Linked DNA regions of Homo sapiens: region 2 is linked to region 1. A link is a loop called in an ENCODE intact Hi-C map of the cell type or tissue named here. Cell type or tissue: heart right ventricle. All regions are shown on one strand. Each heading gives the region's core, and the rest is flanking DNA. Links, peaks and the distances in the headings are about the cores only.

Region 1 (12,097 bases), core at 4,098-12,097:
CATAGTAAAGAAGGAAGTTTGAAAAAACTCCTCAGAGGATGATTACTAATTGACAATTCATAGGGCAATAATAAAAAGGAGGGCATTTCTTCCACTATTCATTGTCTGGAGGCAAGCCCTGAGATGTATTAGGTGGTTAACGTTAATAAGTCTAGTTCTAAGTATATCAAACCCTCTTTCCACCTTCCTCTTCTTTTCCCTCATGGGTCTTTTCTCTGTCTTCACTCCCCCTTCTTTGCCTTCATTTCCACTGCTTTGCCTTCTTTCCTCTTCCTGAAACCTTTCCCCCCATCTCTTTTCTTTTACTGCTCTTATGTAAAATATAGATCCATATTTATAATTATTTGTAGCATTCTGACTCTAGTTTTTAAAGTCATAAAGCCTTGTTTGAAGAAAGCCATTTGTTGAAAATTCCAAGTTATTCTGTAAAGACAATAATTAAAGTTAGTTTCTTCAGGGTAAGTGATAAAAAGCATTGACACTACTTCATTGAGCCAATTCTTCTCTTGACACAATTCAATTATCTAGTGCAACAAACCAGGTATCTTTCATGCCTGGCCACTTTAATGGAGCTTAGACACCAGGGATTTAATTAAGGTAGCAGATCCAGAAACAAACTTAGAAGTCAGACAATTTCTTTCTGGAGCATTAAGCATAAAAATTCATCACTTAAGAGTGACATTATTAAATGAGGTTTATTACTTTATTTCTAAATGAACCAAACCATATGTCTGATGCAGAATTTTAGTTATTTTACCTAGTTATGCTATTATTATTATTATTCAGGATATTAAAACTTACCAGGAAGAACATTTAAGGATTAAAACAAACAAATCAAAAAATATAATTATGTACTCACACATAGAAAGTAGACTTTAAAACCTGGAAACAATCTTACACACCATTTACTTGGAGATTTTCATTACATACACATATATGCACACACACACATATACACACACACAAATTTATATTATATGCATATATATAATGTAAATTTTCTAACTACATACATGGGAGATTGAATTGTTTGCTCGGAATCACACAACTAGTCAGAGACACTAATGGTATTAGAACCCAAGTTTTCTATCTAAAAATATATTTTTATGATTATCCTAAGTCAGTCTTGAGGTTATCTTTAAAGATGTCTTTAAGGAAGAGGAGGTTTCTGATGAGTGAGAGGACATGTGAAAGCTCCTAGGGGCTGGCATTGTTCTATTTCTTGATCTTGGTGGTGTACTGAAAACATGGATTTCACTTTATGATAATAATCTTAGTCCTTTTGGGCTGATATAACAAAATGCCATATACTAAATGGCTTATAAACAACATACATTTATTTCTCAGTTCTGAAGGCTGGGAAGTCCAAGATCAAGGAGCTGTCAAATTTGACGTCTGGTGATGGCTCATTTCTGGTGCATAGCAACTGTCTTTTGAACGTAATCTTTCATGCAGAGGCATGAGGGACCTCTCTGGAGCCTCTTTTATGAGGGCATTAATCCCATTCACGAAGGCTCTGCCTTCATGACCTAATCACCTCCCAAAAGCACCACATCTAAATATCCTCTCATTGGGGATTAGGTTTCAACATGTGAATTTAGGAGTGAAGATGAGACATAAACCTTCAGACCATATCAGATAATTCATTAAACTATACATTTGTGTTTTATGTACTTTTGCATGTTTTACATACTTAACAATCTTAAAAAGTTATATATAGATAGCTACATAGATATCAATATAAATATATAATATATATAGTATTTATATTATATACTTATTTAAAAAAGATATACATAAATATGGACATTATGTATAAAACATGCATACATAGTGTTCATTCTTCAACAACAGAGTCTAGTCCTTCTATCTTGTTTCCTAATACATGATTGATAAGCAATATCCATGATAAAGATGGACACTGAGGTGAACTATGGATTGATCAATTCTTATGAGATCAATTTTCAAGATTCAGACCATGGATCCCTAATTTCTCAGGGAATCAGGCTTACAGGATTTTGTGGTCAAGTGAGTGTATACACAAGGTTTTCTGTGCCAGAGCCTTGTAGCTGGTTTCCAGGGTTGGTTTTCCTCCCTTTCCCACAGCAATAGAATTTCTAGAGAAGCGGCTGGGCGCGGTGGCTCACGCCTGTAATCCCAGCACTTTGGGAGGCCGAGTCGGGCAGATCACGAGGTCAGGAGATCGAGACCATCCTGGCTAACGCGGTGAAACCCTGTCTCTACTAAAAATACAAAAAATTAGCTGGGCGTGGTGGCAGGTGCCTGTAGTCCCAGCTACTCGGGAGGCTGAGGCAGGAGAATGGCGTGAACCCGGGAGGCGGAGCTTCCAGTGACCCGAGATCACGCCTCTGCACTCCAGCCTGGGCGACAGAGCAAGACTTCGTCTCAAAAAAAAAAAAAAAAAGATTTTCTAGAGAAGCAAACGACTGTCCAGAATAGAGTATATTTCCCCGCTTACCTTGATGCCAGATATGTTTATGTGGCCAAATTCTGGCCATGGAATAAAACTTGAAGTATCCAACAGAAGTTTCTGAGAGCCTTCTTTAGGAGCTAAGTACATAGTTTTGTCTTTTTGCTCTATCCATCTGTTGCCTGGAGTATACATGGTGTTTTGGACTATGATGAGGCCACACTCGAGGAGTGGATGAGTGGGGAATAGAAAGACGCCCGGGTAGCTGACAACTTCGTGAAACGGAGCTTCCATGCCATGCCTGGGCCTTTGTGTGAAGGAGAACAAAATTTCTGTCTTGTTTAAAACACTCTTGTGTTGAGTTTAGATGTTACAGTCATCTCTAATCCTAAATAATGCATGTGTCCTTCCATTTGGGGTTGGGGGAGGTTTATAATGTTGATATGTATTTGAAAGGTTTTGGTACATGCTTACATTTGTATAGGCTAAAAGATTGCACTTATGATTTTATGGAGTAGAAATTTATTAGCAGAGACAGTATTAATTAGGAAAGCATAAAACCAAGGCTATTATATAGTTTTACATAATAGCACTCTAAAGGGATTAAATGGATGAATTTTATTCTCCTTCAAGAAAGTTACTTAAGATAAGTTTCTTAGATTGTGCAAATTATTAGAGGTTTGGCCATCTGTACCAAGGAAGCTAAGATGTGCAATAACCCATTCTTATACAGTGGGTTTAGGATCAAAAGTCAAATGTCTAAGGCACAGGCCCTTGCTTCAGAATATGGTCTCTGCATCCAGGCAGATTTGGATTTAGATACTGTCTCCATCACTGCATAACTTTAAATAAATCATTTAATTTTTCTAAGCTGTAGTTTCCCTCTCTATAAAATAGAAATAATAATAACAACACTTATTTTATGAGTTTTTATAAAAATTAAATGAGCTAAAGAATGCAATCTGGCACAATGGCATGTCCTCAGATGATCAACTCTCTGGTCTCCATCAGCAGGTCTCTAGAGACATCCTTGTTCCTGGCCTTCACCTCTGGTGGCTTTCGCTGGTGTCTCTGTGCCACTTGGCTAGGAGCAGGAGTCATTCTGATACCCAGGCACATGCTGGGGGAAAGAACCCTTTTTCTTAGCCTATATGCCATAAGGCTGTCTTAGGTACACCATGCAGTCATTCATCTCTGGGATCCAGATGCCTCCCTATAGCTCTACCCCTCTGTTCTCACATCCCACAAATCTATTTGATATTTTACTGCCTCCTTCAAGCTTGGACAACTTTCATTGGGACTTCCCAACTGCCCTTGTAACTGGGGGCTCCTAGTTTCCTTCCTTCATGTCTTACCCTTACAAACCAAAGCATCATTTTCCAATCTGAAGGAAAAAAGAATAGAGAAGACTATGAGGTTTTCTGCTAAATATGTCATGTTCATCAAAAATATTTTCTATTTCTTTAGGAACATATATGTTTCGAAACCCTAACACTGTGAGAAGACTCTTGTTTATTGACTTGCTTCTCTCATATTCCTTCTTTGAGAATAAGCACATAATGATATATTTGCTTGAAAGTGGGAAGGAACAAATGAGGGAAGTACTAGGGCTGATATCTCCCAACTTTTAAAAATGTTACTCTGCTGAAGTTACAGATATGGTCAGTATAGCAGAAAAGTGAAATAACTTATCCAAAGTAATGGGTGGAACTGAAATTGCAACCATGTATTCTGTTTGTAAGTGTGTGCTAAGGGCCACTGATCCCTGCCCAATGCAGTAAAAAATCTGAATATAATTTTTCAATAACCAAAGACTTAATTACTAGTAGCCTACAGTTGACTAGAAGCGTTACTGATAACACAGTCAATTAACTCACTAATTTCAAGAATTGAGAGGATTTCAGGTTGTGGTGACATCCTTGGAAGACTTATTTATTTCTGGCTAATGACTCCTCTAAGGATAAAGCCAATTGGCATCCTAAACAAATTAAAGAGTTTCACCAGGGCACCCCATCTTAGCAGCTTTACAACTCTCACTCTAATATTTGTCCCCCAAGGCCCACAAGGCTGTTAAAAAGACTGCTCAGTAATTTAGCCTCTCCACTGCCTCCTTGGGAATCAACAAAGCCCTCAGGTAAGAAGTGATTCCAAATGTCAAGCTCATCCTACTTTACTCCTGGCTCAATCATTCTTTATTCTCGTTTCATCTCTCTATCAACTTCCAGTAGCATTTTCTCTCGTTTTGTCCAGCTTTTCTAGTTGTTCATAAAAGGATTGGTTCCAATATGACTTCTAGTAAAAGTCTACAACTGTTTCTCAATCTCACAGGCACATCTATTTTTTGAATTTTCCAGCTTCCTCCTAAATATTTACCATTTGTATTTTCATGTCCCTTCAGTTTATATTCTGCAATCTATCACTTCAACCACTCAATCAGTATCTTAAGGTTTTTATCACCCTTATATCTTAAACTAAATATACCAAACTTGATGCTTTTCACTAACCAGGACTCCTTTCTGATTTCTAGTCATTACCACGGATTGCTATAAACCTTGGTCACATTCTTCACTTCTCCTACTCGCATCTATATCAATCAACGAATCACAAAGTTCTTTAGTTTCTATTTCACCAAGAGTAGCAAGGTAATGTTTTAAGATATTAGTTAAGTATTTTCCATGCTGTTTTCCTCACTATCCAGGACACAAGATTGGCTTTTGGTATCCTCTGTCTTCGACAGGAGGGCTAATCAAAGTTGAGAATAGAAAATCAGGTGCTTGCCTTTGAAATATCTTTTTGACATTCATAAAGTATCATAAAGTCTGAGACAGTCTTTAAAGTGAATGATCTTTATTCCAAAATCCAGGCTTTTCTGGAGGGAAACTTTGAGTACCGACGAATAAGGCCCTGAATGGAGTACCCATAGCATGAAGTGTATACAGCTGACCCTTGAACAACGTGGGTTTAAGCTGTGTGGGTCCACTTACATGCAGATTTTCTTCTGCTTCTGCCACCCCTTAGGCAGCAAGACCAACCCCTCCTCTTCCTCCTCCTTCTCAGCCTACTCAATATGTAGATCATGAGGATGAAAATCTTTATGATAATCCACTTCCTCCTTTTTTTCTTTTTCTTTTCTTTTTTTTTTTTTTTTGGAGATGGAGTCTCACTCTGTCACCCAGGCTGGAGTGGAGTGGCACAGTCTCAGCTCATTGCAACCTCCGCCTCCTGGGTTCAAGCAATTCTCCTGCCTCAGCCTCCTGAGTAGCTGGGACTACAGGCACATGCCACCACATCCTGCTAATTTTTTGTATTTTTTGTAGAGATGGGGTTTCACTGTGTTAGCCAGGATGGTCTCGATCTCCTAACCTTGTGATCTGCCTGCCTCAGCCTCCCAAAGTGCTGGGATTACAGGCGTGAGCCATAGTGCCTGGCCAATCCACTTCCACTTAATGAATAGTAAACATATTTCCTTTCCTTTTTAATTTTCTTAATAACATTTTTTCTCTGTCTTACTTTATTGTAAGAATACAGTGTATAAAAATATAACATACAAAATGCACATTGATTGTGTTATCAATAAGGCTTCCATTCAACCATAGGCTATTAGTAATTAAGCATTTGGGAATTCAAAACTTATATTCAGATTTTCAACTGCATGGGGCAGGGATCAGTGCCCCTAATCCCTTTGTTGTTCAAGGGTCAGCTGTACTATAAAAATAGAGAAGGAAAAAAACCACAATGACATGTCTAGTGTTTCCTATCAAAGAGATGAAGTTTAGCCAGCTAATGTGAATAGAAATGCAAAGAACATGACTATATTGTAAATTCTCATTGGTCTCTATGCTATACATGCTGTTCCTTTATGCTCTAGGTTCTGAGAGCAATAGACAATGGGTCGGCTGAATTTACAAAATAGAACGTGCTTCAGTTTCAATGGTGCAGCCCAAGGAGGCAGCAAATTGAAAGAAAAGTGTCTTTAGGTCTGAAAAAACAATAATGGAATATAAAATGGTACAGTCACTGTAGAAAGTAGTATGAAGGTTCAGTAAAATTTAAACACAAAAGGTGGGGAGTGTTGGCTCACACCTGTAATCCCAGCACTCTGGGAAGCCAAGGCAGGTGGATCATTTGAGGTCTGGGGTTCAAGATTAACCTGGGCAACATGGTGAAACCCCATCGCTACTAAAAACACAAACATTAGCCAGGTATGGTGGTGGGCACCTGTAGTCCCAGCAACTCAGGAGGCTGAGGTAGAAGAATGACTTGAACCTGGGAGGCAGAGGTTGCAGTGAGCCAAGATCATGCCACTGCACTCCAGCCTGGGCAACAGCATGAGACTTTGTCTCAAAAAAAATAAAATGTTCAACAGAATTACCACATAACCCAGCAATTCTGCTCCTGAATACATAGCCAAAAAAATGGAAAACTTGCTCAAATTTCTGTACATACATGTCCATAGCAGCACTGTTCACAGTAGCCCAAAGTGGAAACAACCTAAATATAAAACAAAATATCCATACAATTGAATATTATTCAGCCATGAAGAGGAATAAATTACTGACATGTGGTATAACATGGACCGACTTCTAAAATCTTGCAGAGTGAATGAAGCCAGACACTGAAGTTTACATATATTACCCCATTTATACGAAATGTCCAGAATAAGTAAATCCACAGAGACGGAACACAGATCACTGGTTGCAAGGAGCTGGGAGAGGAAGGAAATGGGGAGTGACTGCTTCTTCGGTATAGGGTTTCCTTTTGAGGTAATGAAATGCCTTGGAACTATGTAAGAGGTGATGGCTGCATAACACTGTGAATGCACTAAATTCACTGAACTGCATAAACAGGTTGTTAATTTTATGTTGTATAAATTTTACCTCGATTTTTTAAGAAAGCAAGAATGATCAGATGTCTTTGGACAGAATGAGTCTGAAACTTTTCTACGAGACACGGGAGAACCCTGAATATTTTTTGTATATCCTAAGCGTAGCTCGGAACTGGCTGAGAGCTAGTGTTTGTGGTCAGGGAGTGACTTCAAGAGCTACAGATCAGAGTGGAGTGGAGAATGTGGATGTTTCTGCTACAGGAATAGGTAGCAATGACTAAAGATTACTAAAGCGGAGGCCAGCAGGTGAGTGTTGATGAACATAAGCCTGTCTCCTTGAAAGAGAAATCTCAGTTAACCTAGTTGAAGCCCAGATTGACCAAGGTTCATTCATTAAATGACCTCACGTAATCCCAAAAGTGACTTAGTTTCCTTTGAAATGCCTACAATAAATTGGCAGACTGGACTGGAGCCACATCTCCAGCTGAATTATTGAAAATAAAGATACATTTTCTTGACAGCCTAAGTCAGTCACTATGGCATGTAAATTTGCTGCAAGTCTTCCAAATATATTCACCTTCTACTATTTCCACCAATATCTCCTAAGTCTAAGCCTCATGTGGCTGATGACAAACAAAGTAATAGGGAGTATCTTTGTCCAGAAAAGAGGGTTTTATCAGATCTTTGTGTTTTAGGGATTTAAAAAAGAGAAGCAGCTCAGTCTCCTTGAGGAAGCTGAAGAAAGAGAGGATAATGAGGTTTTGAGTTTGGGAGGTAGAGGGAAAAAAACTCACATGACTCAGGGATTTGGCAGCCTTGTGGTCTGGGTAGTGGACTAATATGAATGGAGAAAAACTGCTGCAAGCTGACGAGGCCAGTGCCTGTCACAGGCTGAAGGACACACTGTGCCTACCTAAATCTACAGGCCCACTTTTCTAAGTCAACCATTTTGCTGGCTTCAGTACTCTCCCTTGACATCATGACAAGACACATGTCTTGACTGCTAGCAGATTGTGAGCTGGGGGTTAAGTCCTCAAGGAATAATAAAACCTGGACCTGGAAGAAGAAATGACATCCCAGTTTACCCATCTGAGTTTCTAGCTTTACTGCTTTCAACTCCTCGTTTTTCATTTATGTTTCTGAGACACCCATCAATTCTCTATACCTAGCCCATGCTGTTTCATTTGCTTTGAATATTGTTTCTTCAGGTCCACGTCTTTCTTTATCTATTTTCTACTCATTCTTTAGATCCCAGGTGAGTTGCCACTTCCTCTGAGAAGCCTCTGGGTAAATCATCTCTCTATTGGACCTAATAAACCACACATTCACCCCATTCTAGCCCTTGTCTTTTTGTAATTCACTTCCAATAATCTGACTTTTCTATGGAGCAGAAGTCTGCAGACTTTTTATGTAAAAGTCCAGACAGAAAATCTTTTAAGCTTTGTAAGCCACATATGGTTTTGCATGCTCTTTTACTTTTTAACTTTTGTGTTTTATTTTTCTTTCATTTTTTTTTACAACCCCTTAAAAATGTAAAAAAAAAAAAAATTAGTTCACTGGCAGTATTTTAAAAAAGCCATTTGGCCCCACTGGCCATAGTTTGCTGACATTTGCTTGCTCTCAAGATAAACGTCTTATTTTGCTTTATCATACCTTGTTTTGCATTGCCTCCCCAGTGCCTAGCACCACCCCTGGAAGCATGCTGAAAAGGTTTAACTGAGTTAAATTGAACCTTGTACGTTAAGGCTGACTTCATCTGCTTCCTTCAATCTTTGTCACCTCTAACGATGCTGTTTCTCTCTCTCTCTTTCACACACACACACACACACACACACACACACACACACACACACACACTCTGACATTTTATATGTTTTAGTCCCTTTATGCTAAACTAGTAGTCCTTGTATGCCTGCATGCTTCTCCACCAACATGATGCCTTCAGCTCAAGCACCTGCAACCAAGCCAGTGAGGGTCTTCTCCTTCCCCGCTACCTTCCTTCCTCACTCCCTCTCCCCGCTCCCTCAGTCCCCCCTCCCTCACTTCCCCCCCACTCCTTCCCTCCCTCCCTTCCTTCCTTCTTTCTCTTTCTCTTTGTCTCTTTCTTTCTTTTTCTTTCTTCCTTCCTTCCTTCTTTCTTTCTTTCTTCTTTCTTTCTTTCTCTTTCTTTCTTTCTTTCTTCCTCTCTCTCTCTCTCTCTTTCTTTCTTTCTTTCTTTCTTTCTTTCTTTCTTTCTTTCTGTTACAGGCATATGCACATGGCTGGTCGTTTGCAAGCTGGTCTTTTCCCCTAGCATTCCCATTACTTGTGAATCTAATTTGGTTCTTCAGCCAGGAATTTGGTTCTTAAATGGACTATACATTTCACTTCCTTCGTGGTATTTAAAAGCATATCTGGATAGAAGTTTTTCCGTGGAGATATGCTGAGGTTGCCTAGGGAATCCAATCCTTCCAGGACTCCAACACATCTACAATATTTGGAGTCAAGAGACCACTTTCCATCCTTTGACCATTGCATCACTGAGTATCCTTAGGCACTTTTCTACCACCTGTTACCTTGGTTTGGTAAGAAGAGATAATCAGCAACCCTCTCCAGAAACTGTGGTCTCATTAAGAAATACATATATATATATAAAACTCCTGAATAAAATATAGTCATACAAGGCCGTAAAATCCTTCACACAATTTTTTACAAATACTCTACATCAGGGATTGAAATAAACTAAAAAAGCAACAACAAAATATGCCCCTATAAAACAGGCTCTGGCTGATGAGAGATTTGGCAGTAGGTAAAAACACAGTGCAGCCCAAAACACTTGTTGCCCTTCTTTGTAGGCAGTTTGAGGTTCTTTCTTTCCGGCCCATCTGTACTGTTTTTACTGCAGTCTTGCATACTTATGGAATGAGAGCATGCTTCTTGTTGCTACAAACAGCCCTCATAAATGTTGGAGCCAAGTGTGTCTAAACATTACAGCATATTAAACACCTTTAAGCATGATCCATAACCTTGTAATTGGTACCAAAATAACAAGACCTGTGTTTTAAATGGAAATTTGACTCTGTGTTTGCTGTTGTCAATCTGTTCCATTAGAACATAGCTGGGAAAGCCAGTCACAGAAAAGAATGGATGTGATTGAAGTGTGGAACCCTGAACTCTCAGACCTTAAAGATAATCTGAGCTAATGCTCATCTCTGATTGATGTGGAAACTAAAGACCAAAGCGGCTCTATGATTGACTCAAGGCTTCCAGACTCTTTCTTCCATGGTATAAATAATAATTGCGTTAGCAATGAAATTACACAAGTTCACATGGAAATGTATCTTTCCTGGTATGGAAACAGGACAAAGAGGAGGTGGGTTTTATTTTTGACAGACATCACCAAAAGCTTTCTCCTTTCCAAATAGCTCTTTCTGAATCTGTTCCAGGTCCCCAGATCTTCACTATTAGAATCATTCATTTAGCCATGATTTTTGTAAACCTTGGTTAAGATAAAAATATGTTAAGAGAAATTGTGAAGCAGTGCAATGAATGCAGGCCTTAGAACTAGAAATGAGTGGTCTACATTCTGGCCTGACACTTGCTGGGTAGGTGATCTTGAGAAAGTTTCCAACCCCTCTCATCCACGTGTTCATTCAAACACTTATAGAGAGAGCCTACTCTGTGCCAGTTTCCTCATCTGGAAAATGAAAACCAACCTGAGTGAATAGAACTGTGAGGATTACACGGAATGACATTTAAAGTGATCATCCTGGTGTTTTCCATATGGCAGACATTTAACTATTACGGTAAATATCAGTGTATATAAAATAAAATGTGAGTCATAATATATATATAGTTATCATATGTATAATTTACATCTGCTGCTGATGGAGTTGACTGCTCACTTTTAAAATTCACCACCAAGATCATAGCAAGATAAACACAGAGAGCTTTGGCTTAGATGTTCTAATGATTAAAAGAAGCCAGAACATATGATGTTCCAATGCTGATATTTAAGGTACTGTAAGGTTCTGATTACCAGTGTCTTGTGAATAAGTCTTGGTAATTAAAAGCCTTAAAGATTTTGTTTTGTTTTAATCTCCATCCAGAGTTATGATTGAAAAATGCTTTCGGCACCCTTATTTCTCTGGCCAGCCAAAACTTAAGAAAACGATTATCATATGGGGAACATACAGGAGAAAAATGGATGAGTTTCCTTCAACACCTGTTTTCATTAAGTAAGGGGAAGGAAACGAAAGGCTTTTTTCAATGCTTATCAAGTTAGTGCCAGAAGCATTACATATGTTATCCCATTTAATCTTCAAAGCCAAAGAGGTAGATACTGTAGTCCCTGCTTGAAAAATGTTATGAAACCATCCCTAAAAGTTTGAACTTTATGGAAGTAGAATATATTTCTTAGAATTGAACTTTGAATGAATAAAAACAGAATCCAATGCAAATATTGGTATGGAAAGTTATAAGAAAAGGGTAAAATGGCATCTAGGCCAGAACCATCTTCAATAATGTTAACATTATTAATATTCTTACCGAAGAATAGTGTCATTAGATAAAGTTACAGGACAACCACAAAAGTTCATAAAAAGGAGAGGTACAGAGATAAACAGGTGCCATTGGAAGAAGACAAAGCTCAGCTCGTGAACTTGGAGGAGCCTGGTTCCATTGCTGGGCTACCCATTCTGTGAAGCTCTATACCTGAGGCTTTATTAGCTTGATTATATTAAGCATCCAAACAACTGCCTTTTTTCTGATTTTATGCTCAACAAACAAACTCCTGGTTGTAATTTCACTTCCCATGTAGGCTTGCCTACAGGAAAAGAAAGTTGCCAATGATGCAGCCGTGA
Region 2 (10,884 bases), core at 1-8,000, 60 kb before region 1:
AATTTGAAATTTAATTTAATTTTATTTACATTTAAAATTTTAAAAATAGATTGTTGGGTGCAAGTGCAGCTTTCTTACATGGTTATATTGCACACTGGAGAAGTTTGGGCTTTCAGTGTAACTATCATCCACATAGTGTACATTGTACCCATTAGGTAATTTCTCATCTCTCACCAACACCTCCCGCTATCCACTATCCCACCTTTCTGAGACTCCAGTGTCTATTATACTGCTCTATGTGTCCATGTGTTCACATTATTTAGCTCCTACTTATAAGTGAGAACATGCCGTATTTGATTTTCTATTTCTGAGTTATTTCACTTAATGGTTTAAAGTTTTCTAATTATGTATTCCTTCTGCACTAACAAACTAATGAAAAATTTAAACCTGCTGTCTTCACATATATTATATCATGACACATATACCCGCACATGCATAGATAAAGTGGTGGGGGAAGAGTCACAGCAGTAGAGTCTAAAACCCAATGAATAAACAGGTATTTCAAGGGAGACTTAAGCAACAAACCCAAGTCCTTACAGCAGCCATGAAAATGTTAGATTAAATATGAAACCTGAATCTAGAAGAAACAAGCTTAAGACCAATTTTTTCTTTTAATTAAAAATGTGTTGCTTGAACTATGTCCAACCCTGGGTTTTCTGGCATTCATAAGTCCTACTTTTGGTTCCAAACCTTTTCACCATTTATCACACTTTACACCCACCCTGCTAGGAAGAAACACAAGGTGGGTCTGTGTAAGTTAAGTGTGTGAGTGTGTGCCTGTGCTGTTGTTGAATCATTTCCCCCAGGTGATCCAGGAAGAAGCATATCACAGACGCCAGTTTATTACAATCAATTTTCCAATAACTCCTAACTGGGCCAGATTCAATTTAATAACAAAGGATGAAAGTGTCTAAGTCCATTAAACTACCAGATTCCTGAATTTACTTAAATCACATATTAATTTCCTTTCCTGATCTCACTGCTAAGCTGTCAAAGCTCTATCCATGTGTCACTGAGTCAACTATTTGGGGGTCAATTATGTTGAATTGCTTTGCCATTAATTGGATCACAGCCCAGCAGATTTCATGCAGTCTTCAGTTTGAAATGCTCCATGGTCTAATCACCACCTTGTCCTCTCTCTGAAAGCAACACAAAGGAATATGTTGTCTGATTGTCCTCCTGAATGTCAACCTTAAAATACAGGCAAATATACTAACATCCCAGTTAAAACAATGTTTAGTATAACTGCCTGTGAGCTGATAACTTATCCAGGTCCCAAGAGCAACTATGTTACTCAAATCATAAAGACATAGTCTTTCTTCTTCTTCTTCTTAACCTAACACCATAAATGTAATGCTTTATTACTTTTCGAGTTCCCCTCCCAATTCCCATTCTTTATAACTCTTACTCTTCCAGAATGGAATTTTCTACCACCTACCCCCAACCACCTTCTTTACAAAGCTAAGTCCTGTTCATCTTTAGCACCTTCGCAAGTGCCCACACTCTCCTGCTCCAGTTTCCTGCTTTTAATGTTCTCCAAAGCCCACTTTCCTCCTAGCCTCCTGGATTGAATCCAAGAGTCCTTTCAGCAGCACGATTCATGGTATTCATTTTCATTGAGAAAGGAGTGTGGCAGTGTAGTATCTTGAAGGAACAATGAAAGGTTCTTCTTAGCTGTGACATTTTTGCAGCTCTTAAAAACACCTGGATGTATTCTGTGATATTCTTGATGCTAAGAATTTCTCCATCCAAATATGGACCTAACCCACAGCTGGAAATAACATGCTCTTCAAATCCCCCTGCCAAAGACTTAAATATCTTCCCAGCATTTTAAATCATTTAAAGGCACTTAACCACTCGAAATGGTATGAGTTCTCCTTCCACTCACATGGAAAGCATTGCACAATTGACAAAGAGCATTAAAGGGGCTTCAAAACCAAAGTTAGAAAAAAAGTCATGAAAAGCAAATACTCTAGAGATTTATGAATAAAAATCTTTACCTAAACCATAGTAAAAGGCTCATCAGGAATGGGTGGACAGTCCTCCCCCACTCTCACTCCGAAAATGGTAAGAATTCACTTGTTCTGGTTGGATGTACAAAGAAAAAAAAAGGCTTCTATAAAACATAAAAACCACAGGGGAAAAAAAATCTGTTTTTCTTTTTCTTTTTCCTTAAACAGGGGAAGAAAATCAACTGATAGAAATATTTCGATAGAACAAACACTGGGGAATAGGTGAACTTTCTCCAGGCCAAAAAACCTTCATCTCTTACCTGGACAACTGTAATAGCTGCCCAACAGGCTTCCACTCTGACCACCAAAATTCATTCTCCAAAAAGCTTCCAAAACATATCACTTGTCTGTCAAAATCTTCCAGTGACTTTCAACTCTTCTTTGAGTCAAACCCAACCCCTTTATCAGGGCCCGCAAGATCCTGCATGACTTGATTCCATGCTTGTTTCTGCCACCTCACCCTGAAACATTCCTGTTCTCTGTGAAACCACTACATTGATATTCTATTCTTAGAACACACTGAGCTTGTTCCAGCTCAGGCCTTTTGCACTTGCTATTCCTCTGTCTGGAGCACACTTTTCTGAGTTTCTTTTAAAGAGGTTCTCATAGTTTATTAATAAATCTAACTCCCATTAGCCTGCCTAACGTAAACTACTCTTTACCCTTAGCCAGTTTCTGCTATTTAATGAGTTTTATTCTTTCACAACACCTCAAATATATAACTAGGTTATCCTGTTTACTACTTTTTTTTTTTTTTACTATTTAGTCTCTTATTAGAATAGAGATGCCAGGTAGTAGGGACTTCTATTTGTTCAACATTATATCCTCGGTACCATTGACCCTTGAGCAACATGGATTTGAACTACATGAGCCTGCTTATTGCAAATTTCCTTCCACCTTTGCAACCAGTGGGACGGCAAGACCAAGCCCACTTTTTCTCCTCCTCCTCCGCCTACTCAAAGTGAAGACAGCAAGGATAAAGACCTTTGTGATGATCCACGCCTCCTTAATGAATAGTAAATATATTTTCTCTTTTAATTTTCTTAATAACATTTTCTTTTCTCTAACTTACTTTAACAATACAGCATATAATACACATAACACACAAAACGTGTGGATTGGTAAGGCTTTTAGTCAATAGCAGGCTATTAGTAGTTAAATTTTGGAGGAGTCAAAAGTTACATGGGGGTCTTTGATAGTGTGGGGGTCAGTACCCCTAATGCCCATGTTGTTCAAGGGTCTACTGTAATTAGAACTTGGTCTGGTACTTATAGCCTTCAATAAATATTTTTGGAATGAATGAATGAGTAAATGATGAATTTAAAGATCCTGTTCTAAAATATAGAGATTACTAGTCAACACAATTCATTAGTGAACCAAGCACAATAAATTCATAATTGTGCCTCATGAATGGGCATTTCTATGATGACACACGAAGTAATGCCATGTATTAGGAGAGTCAAGAAGCACATTGCTTTGATAGATACTCCTTCTTTTCTGGGTTCTATGTCTTTGAACTACTCTGAAACAGTGTTTTCCAAACGTTCCTGATGAAGAGTCACCTAGGGTGCTGGTAAAAATGCAGCCTCCAAAACCTGGCTCTTGGAGATACTGAAATCATGAGTCCAGGAGGAATCCTGAGAATTTGAAACTATAACATGCATTTCCTGGAGATTTTTATCAATGAAGCTTGAGAAACTGCTCTAGAGCGGAGGTTGGCAAACTGCTACACATTAAAATCCCAGGGCCCAAGTTGTACCCTCATATTAATTAAATCAGAATGTCTAGGGGGTCAGACTCAGGCATTCGTCTTTTCTAAAACTCTTCATTATTCCAAAGTGTGTTCAAGTTGTGATAACTACTTCTCTAAAACAGGGTTTCTCAAACTTTAATTTGCAAATGAATCACCTGGGGATCTTGTTTGAGTGTAGATTCTCATTTAGTGGGTCTTGGTGGGAGCCCAAGACTCTGTTTCTTTGGCACGCTTCCAGCAATGTCGATGCTGGGGGTGCCTCTCATTAAGTAACAAAGTCTAGTGGATACATAAATTGTCCAATACCTAGTGTCATTGGCCATGCATATGGTATAGGAACTGTTAGGATCCTGTGCTGGAATCTGTGGGGCTGTGGCTCAGAACATGATATCTCAAACTACGGCACCTTGACCCACTGAGTACTTTGAACAAGAGGACTGGAAGGTCTCAGAAGCAAGGCTTCTCTAATATTCTTCTGCTCTCCCCTCTCTTGTCCCTCATTCTCCTCTGGAGCAAGTCATAGAATCCAGAATTCCTCTTCCCAAGTCACGTTATATAAACTAGAACTCTTCACTGAGCGTGGTGGCTCATGCCTGTAATCCCAGCACTTTGGGAGGCCAAGGCCAGTGGATCATGAGGTCAGGAGTTTGAGACCAGCCTGACCAATGTGGTGAAACCCTGTCTCTAATAAAAATACAAAAAATTAGCCAGGCGTGGTGGCCCATGCCTATAATCCCAGCTACTCAGGAGGTTGAGGCAGGAGAATTGCTTGAATCCGGGAGGCGGATGTTGCAGTGAGCCGAGATTGCACCACAGCACTCCAGCCTGGGCGACAGAGTGACACTCTGTCTCAAAAAAAAAAAAAAAAAAAGAAAAAGAAAAGAAACTAGAACTATTCTCCCCAAAGCAAGTCGTAAAACCCAGAAATGTCACTCTTCCTTTCTCTCATCTCCCTTGAAGACCTAATTCCAGAGGGGTCCTGTCCTATATCTTGGGGAAGAGACACAACATTGAGAGACCAAGAAGAATCTGAACAGATGAACCTTGCTGGGTCTGTCCTGTCCTCAGTCTATTACCACGAGATCACACCCTTTTGTCCAATCAGATTTCTATATGGCTGTGCATTCTTTATTGAACCTAAGCATAAAAATAGATAGTTTTCTCTAGGTCTTTGGGTCTTCAGTTCAAAAAGCTCTGTGTCAAGTAAGACTTTGATAAAATAAGATTGTTATGCATTTCTCTTGTTACCTTGTTTCTTATTATAGGAGTGTCGACCATGACGCCTGTGATGGGTGAAGGAAGGCTTCACACTTTTCTGCCCCTACAGTGGTAAGGCTGGTGTGTATTTAAGGCATTTGTGTTGCTGCACCAGCCATATTGTTCAGCTAATCATATTTTGTTATGGACAAGTTTTCTTCCTGGAGTCTGGGGCTGAGTAATACAGTCCATTTATTGTTGGTAAACACACCTGATGGTCCACTTCATGTGAGGTGCTGTGCTTACTCTCCTATGGATGGGACAATCACCATAAATGTTGAAATAAATATCCTCGGCCGGGTGTGGTGGCTCACGCTTGTAATCCCAGCACTTTGGGAGGCTGAGGTGGGCGGATCACGAGGTCAGGAGATCAAGACCATCCTGGCTAACATGGTGAAACCCCGCCTCTACTAAAAATACAAAAAATTAGGCAGGTGTGGTGATGGGCGCCTGTAGTCGCTGCTACTCGGGAGGCTGAGGCAGGAGAATGGCGTCAACCCAGGAGGCGGAGCTTGCAGTGAGTCGAGATCATGACACTGCACTCCAGCCTGGGGGACAGAGCGAGACTCCCTCTCAAAAAAAAAAAAAAAAAAAAAAAAAAAGAAAAAGAAAGAAATATCCTCACACGAAACAGTCATATTTATGTGGTGTCATTTTACAGTGGTCTTCCGTCCTGAAAACACACAAAAGTATTAAAAACTCTGCAAACCTTTGAAACCCATAGCTTGAGTTGGATGACAATCTTTTAAGTGCATTCATGGATGGAGCCTAATTGCTTACAACCTTGAACAAATTGTCGCATCTTTTTTGTAAATCTGAATCTTGATTCTGGAAACACATACATATTGGTAACATCAATGGTCAGTTTCTGAGTCTTTTCATTATCTGTCATGCCAAGGCCTTATTATAAGCAGAAGCTGTGAGTGTGGAAAAAGAAGTTTCCCTTGACTGGCTTTGGTCAAAGGCCATGTCCTTATATTCAATTAGTTAGGCCTGTGGCAGTTCCATCACTGAGTAATAATAGATCTGATTACCTTCTTAATGACTAACATAATCAAATCCTTTATTGATAAGACCACTGCTTTGCCCTTGACCATAATGAAAGTTGAGGAAAAAAATTGATTTTGTTGCTGAAGACTAATCAGTGTCCTTAAATTGTGAAGTCTTTTGGGAAGGGGGAGGTGCCATGATTCCAGTTGCTCATGAGCATCAGTGATTTGAACCGTCCTGGCATTGAGTCTTGAATTATAGTATAAAGTCATTCAACATGGGAAGCATCCTTATGGCTTGAGTATTCTTGCAACAAGATGATTATTAAAAAAAAAAAATTCAATACAAAGTACCAAGTAAATTGAAGTAAAATATCATAAGTTCTACTTATGGAAAGAGAATCTGCCATATTCTAGAGCAGTAGCATGTTTAAGAGGGGGTATTATCACATTGTGGAAATAAACCCAGTCTTCCCACTTGCTAACTGTGCAGAATTAATCAAGCTCCTCAGAAATTTAGGGTTCAATTCCCCTATGTCTAAAATTGAACCTCAAAGTCCTTTTCATTTTCAAAATCCTATGAATCTATGAGTGTTTCAGCTGGTATGCTCCTATAATGGCTCAATTTAGAAATGGGAGGTTTGTAGCTTTTAGTTAGCAGCCCTTGTTTTCTGATAGTCTCTGATGGCCAGCGAACTAATTAAAGATTAACACGACTTTATTCGAAACCTCTCAGACTGAGAGTTGTAGATTTGCTATGGAATAAATTGAGGATATCTGTACTCTAAACTAGGCTCTGTGGGTACTTTTCACTGGGCACAAACTCACTTAACAAAATAAGAGGACATACAGCCACATATATGTTTATTCAGCCCCTTGCAACCAAGTCCTTTTTCAGCACCTCCGTAACTGTTGGGAAAACAGCAAGGTAATTGCCAAGTTCAATCAGCTTCCATGATGTAATAAATGGAAAGACCTGTGAATTGCTCCATTGCTACACATTAAGGCCTGGAATGATGTCATTCTTTAAAAATAAATAAGCATAACCTAATGTCTTTTTATTAATAGTCGACTAATTGCTGCATCAGAAGAAGGAAAGCTTTGTAGAAGGGAGTGAGAAACTGCCCCTGACATCATACCAACAGTACAAGAGGGACTTTATTCTCTGTGTGTACACACATACACACATGGGTAAAATGGCTTCTTAAATAATGAATCCCTAGATAATGCTGCAAGAGACATGAAAGGGGTGTCAGCAATCTGATTGGCTCACAGCTGGAAAAAATTAGAGAACTGAAAAATGACAGAATGATACAATGTACTACATGGTAATAGCCTTGGCTTGGCAGGGAAAGGAGGGAAGGAGCTCTGTTTTGAGCGACCCCTCCTGCTGTCCCTGGGCATCCTCTGTTTCAGACCCCACACCTGCACAGATACTTACCTGTGTTCTCATTTATTTGTTCAAGTACACTGCAACCACTGCAAAGACCTAGTAACGTGCAACTTAGTTGAGTGAAAATAGAATCAATGAAATGGCTTTACTATTTGGGGGTCAATTATGTTGAATTGCTTTGCTGTTAATTGGATCACAGCCCATCAGATTTCATGCAGTCTTCAGTTTGAAATGTTCCATGGTCTAGTCACCACCTTGTCCTCTCTCTGAAAGCAACACAAAGGAATATGTTGTCTGATTGTCCTCCTGAATATCAACCTTAAAATACAGGCAAATACACTAACATCCCAGTTAGAACAATGTTTAGTATAACTGTTTGTGAGCTGATAACTTATCCAGGTCCCAAGAGCAACTATTTTACTCAATTCATAGAGACATAGTCTTTTTTCTTCTTCTTCTTAACATAACACCATAAATGTAATGCTTTGTTACAATTATAAATTGTAATGGGAGCAATATATTAAAAATAAAAATCAAACAAGACTGAACCATTCCTCAATAAGGAAAGTAGAGAAGTCAAGGCACTGTAGAAGAACCAGATTATCCAGGTATTAGGAATCCTTAAGTATTTATGGCTTTAGAGACTGAAGTTTTTCTTATCAATGGGTTTGAATGCAGCAATGTTTTTCCCCAGGAGATTGAATCTGTCCCTTTCTCATCTACTTGGGATGTGTTTTTGCAATGACTTTTGTAGCAATGGATAAAAGAAAGGTCCTTTCACAACTTCTGGAACATGTTATCATATTTCCTATGGACAGACATCATAAAATACTGACTCAAATTGAAATGCGTGATTCATTGTTAGTGGGAACACAATCCCACGTGCATTACCATATATAATGTGGATAGCAATATGCCTCTTATTTTCAGCATAGAATTTCTTATGCTATGTAGTCAACATATGTATCAGTTGCATGAGGCATTTCGACCTGAGTCATTATTATAAGGGAAAGAGGTTCAGAAGCTATTATCAAGGGAAAGCAGTCCTGGTATCTGGTATCTGGCTTGTGATCAGTGTTCTAACAACTCTGCATAAGCCATTCAAATATTACTCCTTTGATACCAAGTCACAATTGGAGTTATGAGTGAGTCAGAAGAAATAACTTATCAAGAATATGAAAGCGTTCTCTTGGCTTCTCTTGCCTGAAGATTGTAAATGCGAATGATTGCCTACCTCTCCCACCACATTGCAGAGCTGAAATGACTTAATTGAGATTCTAGCCACTAACAGTGCTTCAGTACATAGAGTGACCACTCTAGCATGGTAGCTCATCTGTGTTACTCAAGCAGAGTGTTATTCATCATTAGACACATAACAGGAGCTTCAGTGATGACAGAGGAAGAAGGATAACAGTGAAAAGGAGAAGAGGGAGAAAACCTAGTGTGCGGATGCCAATATAAACTACCTTGCAAGGAAGCACAGCCATGTGTTGGGAAGAGCACTGGACTTGAGAATAATAACAATAATGATTAACAACAACAATTATAATAATTGGGAGTCAGGAACGTGAGTTCTGTTGTACTTACCTAAGACTCTGTTTCTCAAAGGGTAGTCCCTTTGTTAAAAAGGCAAATGCTCAGGCTCCATGGCTATCTGAATCAGAGACTCCGGGGCAAGATCCCAGCAATCTGTGTTTTAATAAGCCCTCCAGGTAATTCTGATGCACTGTAAGGTTTGAGAACCAACCTAAGAAATTTGTTGAAGCTAGGCCAGTTGCAACGTTTACTTTTTGAAAGCAATTCCCCCACACTCACATGATCCTCACTCTGCTCTCCACTCTGCCCTCACTACATTCTCTTTCATCAGAGATATTGACTAGGAAAGACATCTGAGAGTAAGAAAGAGTTTGTGTTGTTCAATAGCTGTGGGACTTCAGGCAAGTGCAGCCACTTTTGGGGCCTCAGTTTCCATATCTGCAAAATGAGGGGTTGGCCTAGAAGATCACCAAGGTTCCTATAGATTTAATATTATACCGTTCTAAGAGTTGTTAAGTGTTATTCTAAACCTTAAGCGTCCACCATCACTCTCATTATGCATGTTACCAAGGCATCCAGAGGATAAGAGAGGCTGATAATACTCCTCAAGATAACAGCACAATAAACAATCAAAGCCTTGCAGATAATAAGACCCTTGGCAAAAAATGCCTGACTATCTAAGACAGGAACAGTGATGTATAGCAAATACATTTAAACTTAGCAGTCTGCATTCTTGGGACATAGACTAAAGATTGTGTGTTAATGTTAGAAAAAGCAACACATTCCCCAGAAGGGTTATTCTGAATGTTTAAATGGTAAATCCAGGTGAATAGGCATTCACGCAGATAAACAATGAGGTTTCATAATGGATTTATTAATAATAACATACAATAATAAATGTGAGACAGAAGCCACTGGTAAACATTTTGGAAACCAGATGGTGCATGCATTAGATAGAAGAGACAGTTTAGGCTCATTTTATTATTTTATTTTATTAAAACAATTTTAGCTATTTTAAATGGAAAATTTTAAACTGACAAAAAGTAGGTACAATAGAATAATGAACCCCTGAACTTGTTGGAACCAAAGTTTTAGGCGAAGACTATAATGGGGAAATAGGAAAACAGTGAAGATCAGAGAAGTGGGAGGCGACAGGTTAGACCCAGGGAAGCAGAAGAATATCAGCAGTGAAATTCTGTCTTCAAAGAGCACATGAAGAAGACATCTGAGGCTGGGCTCTGGATGGCTCATAGTGAGATGGGCCAACCACTGATAATAGCAATGACATAGGAGAGGAGATGACAGTCTTTTAAACACTTTACACTTATTCTCCCAACACCACTGTATGTGATAAGTACTGGTAGTAACCCTGTTTTGGAGGCATGTTAACAGAGTCCCAGAAGGCTAGTAAGTGGCAGAGAGGGGACTTGAACCCCGGCAGGTGGCTTCTAGAGCCTGCATGCTTATCCACTAAACTGCTTCTTTACCTTAGAGGTATATCAGACCAAGCTCCTTGTTATACAAACCAAGGGGAAGAGAGAGAAAGTGACTTCCTACTGGCAGATAGAGTCTCTCAACGTGTATTGGGCAACCCCCAAATACAAAATACTGATGCCGCCAGGCACAGTGGCTCATGCCTGTAATCACAGCACTTTGGGAGGCTGAGGCAGGCGGATCACTTGAGGTCAGGAGTTCGAGACCAGCCTGGCCAACATGGTGAAACCCCGTCTCTACAAAAACACAAATATAATTAGCTGGCTGTGGTGGTTATGCCACCTAGCTACTTGTAATAATATAAAATAAAATAAAATAAAATAAAATAAAATAAAATAAAATAAAATAAAATAAAACAAAACAAAACAAAACAAAACAAAATAAAAAACTAGTAGTAATCCTAGCTACTTGGGAGGCTGAGGCAGGAGAACTGTTTGATCCTGGGAGGCA

Evidence for each region. A loop is a pair of places that touch in the nucleus more often than their neighbours do. Peaks named below come from ENCODE experiments on the same cell type or tissue, not always from the same donor. Only the 100,000 strongest peaks of a DNase experiment are listed, where the experiment ranks them.
Region 2: a loop joins it to region 1, with 4 times the contacts of the local background. A loop is called at or near these places in 3 of 110 quality-filtered maps.

The regions. Positions count from the first base shown.
Region 1 is chr17:13,700,514-13,712,610 of GRCh38, reverse strand. No RefSeq gene overlaps it. Among named protein-coding and RNA genes, the nearest start is that of HS3ST3A1, 100 kb to the right of the region's middle. In heart right ventricle, for the core only: no CTCF peak of the experiment used is centred there; no DNase peak of the experiment used is centred there.
Region 2 is chr17:13,757,536-13,768,419 of GRCh38, reverse strand. No RefSeq gene overlaps it. Among named protein-coding and RNA genes, the nearest start is that of HS3ST3A1, 160 kb to the right of the region's middle. RefSeq lists a silencer at 2,371-2,571. In heart right ventricle, for the core only: no CTCF peak of the experiment used is centred there; no DNase peak of the experiment used is centred there; H3K27ac peaks cover 848 bases.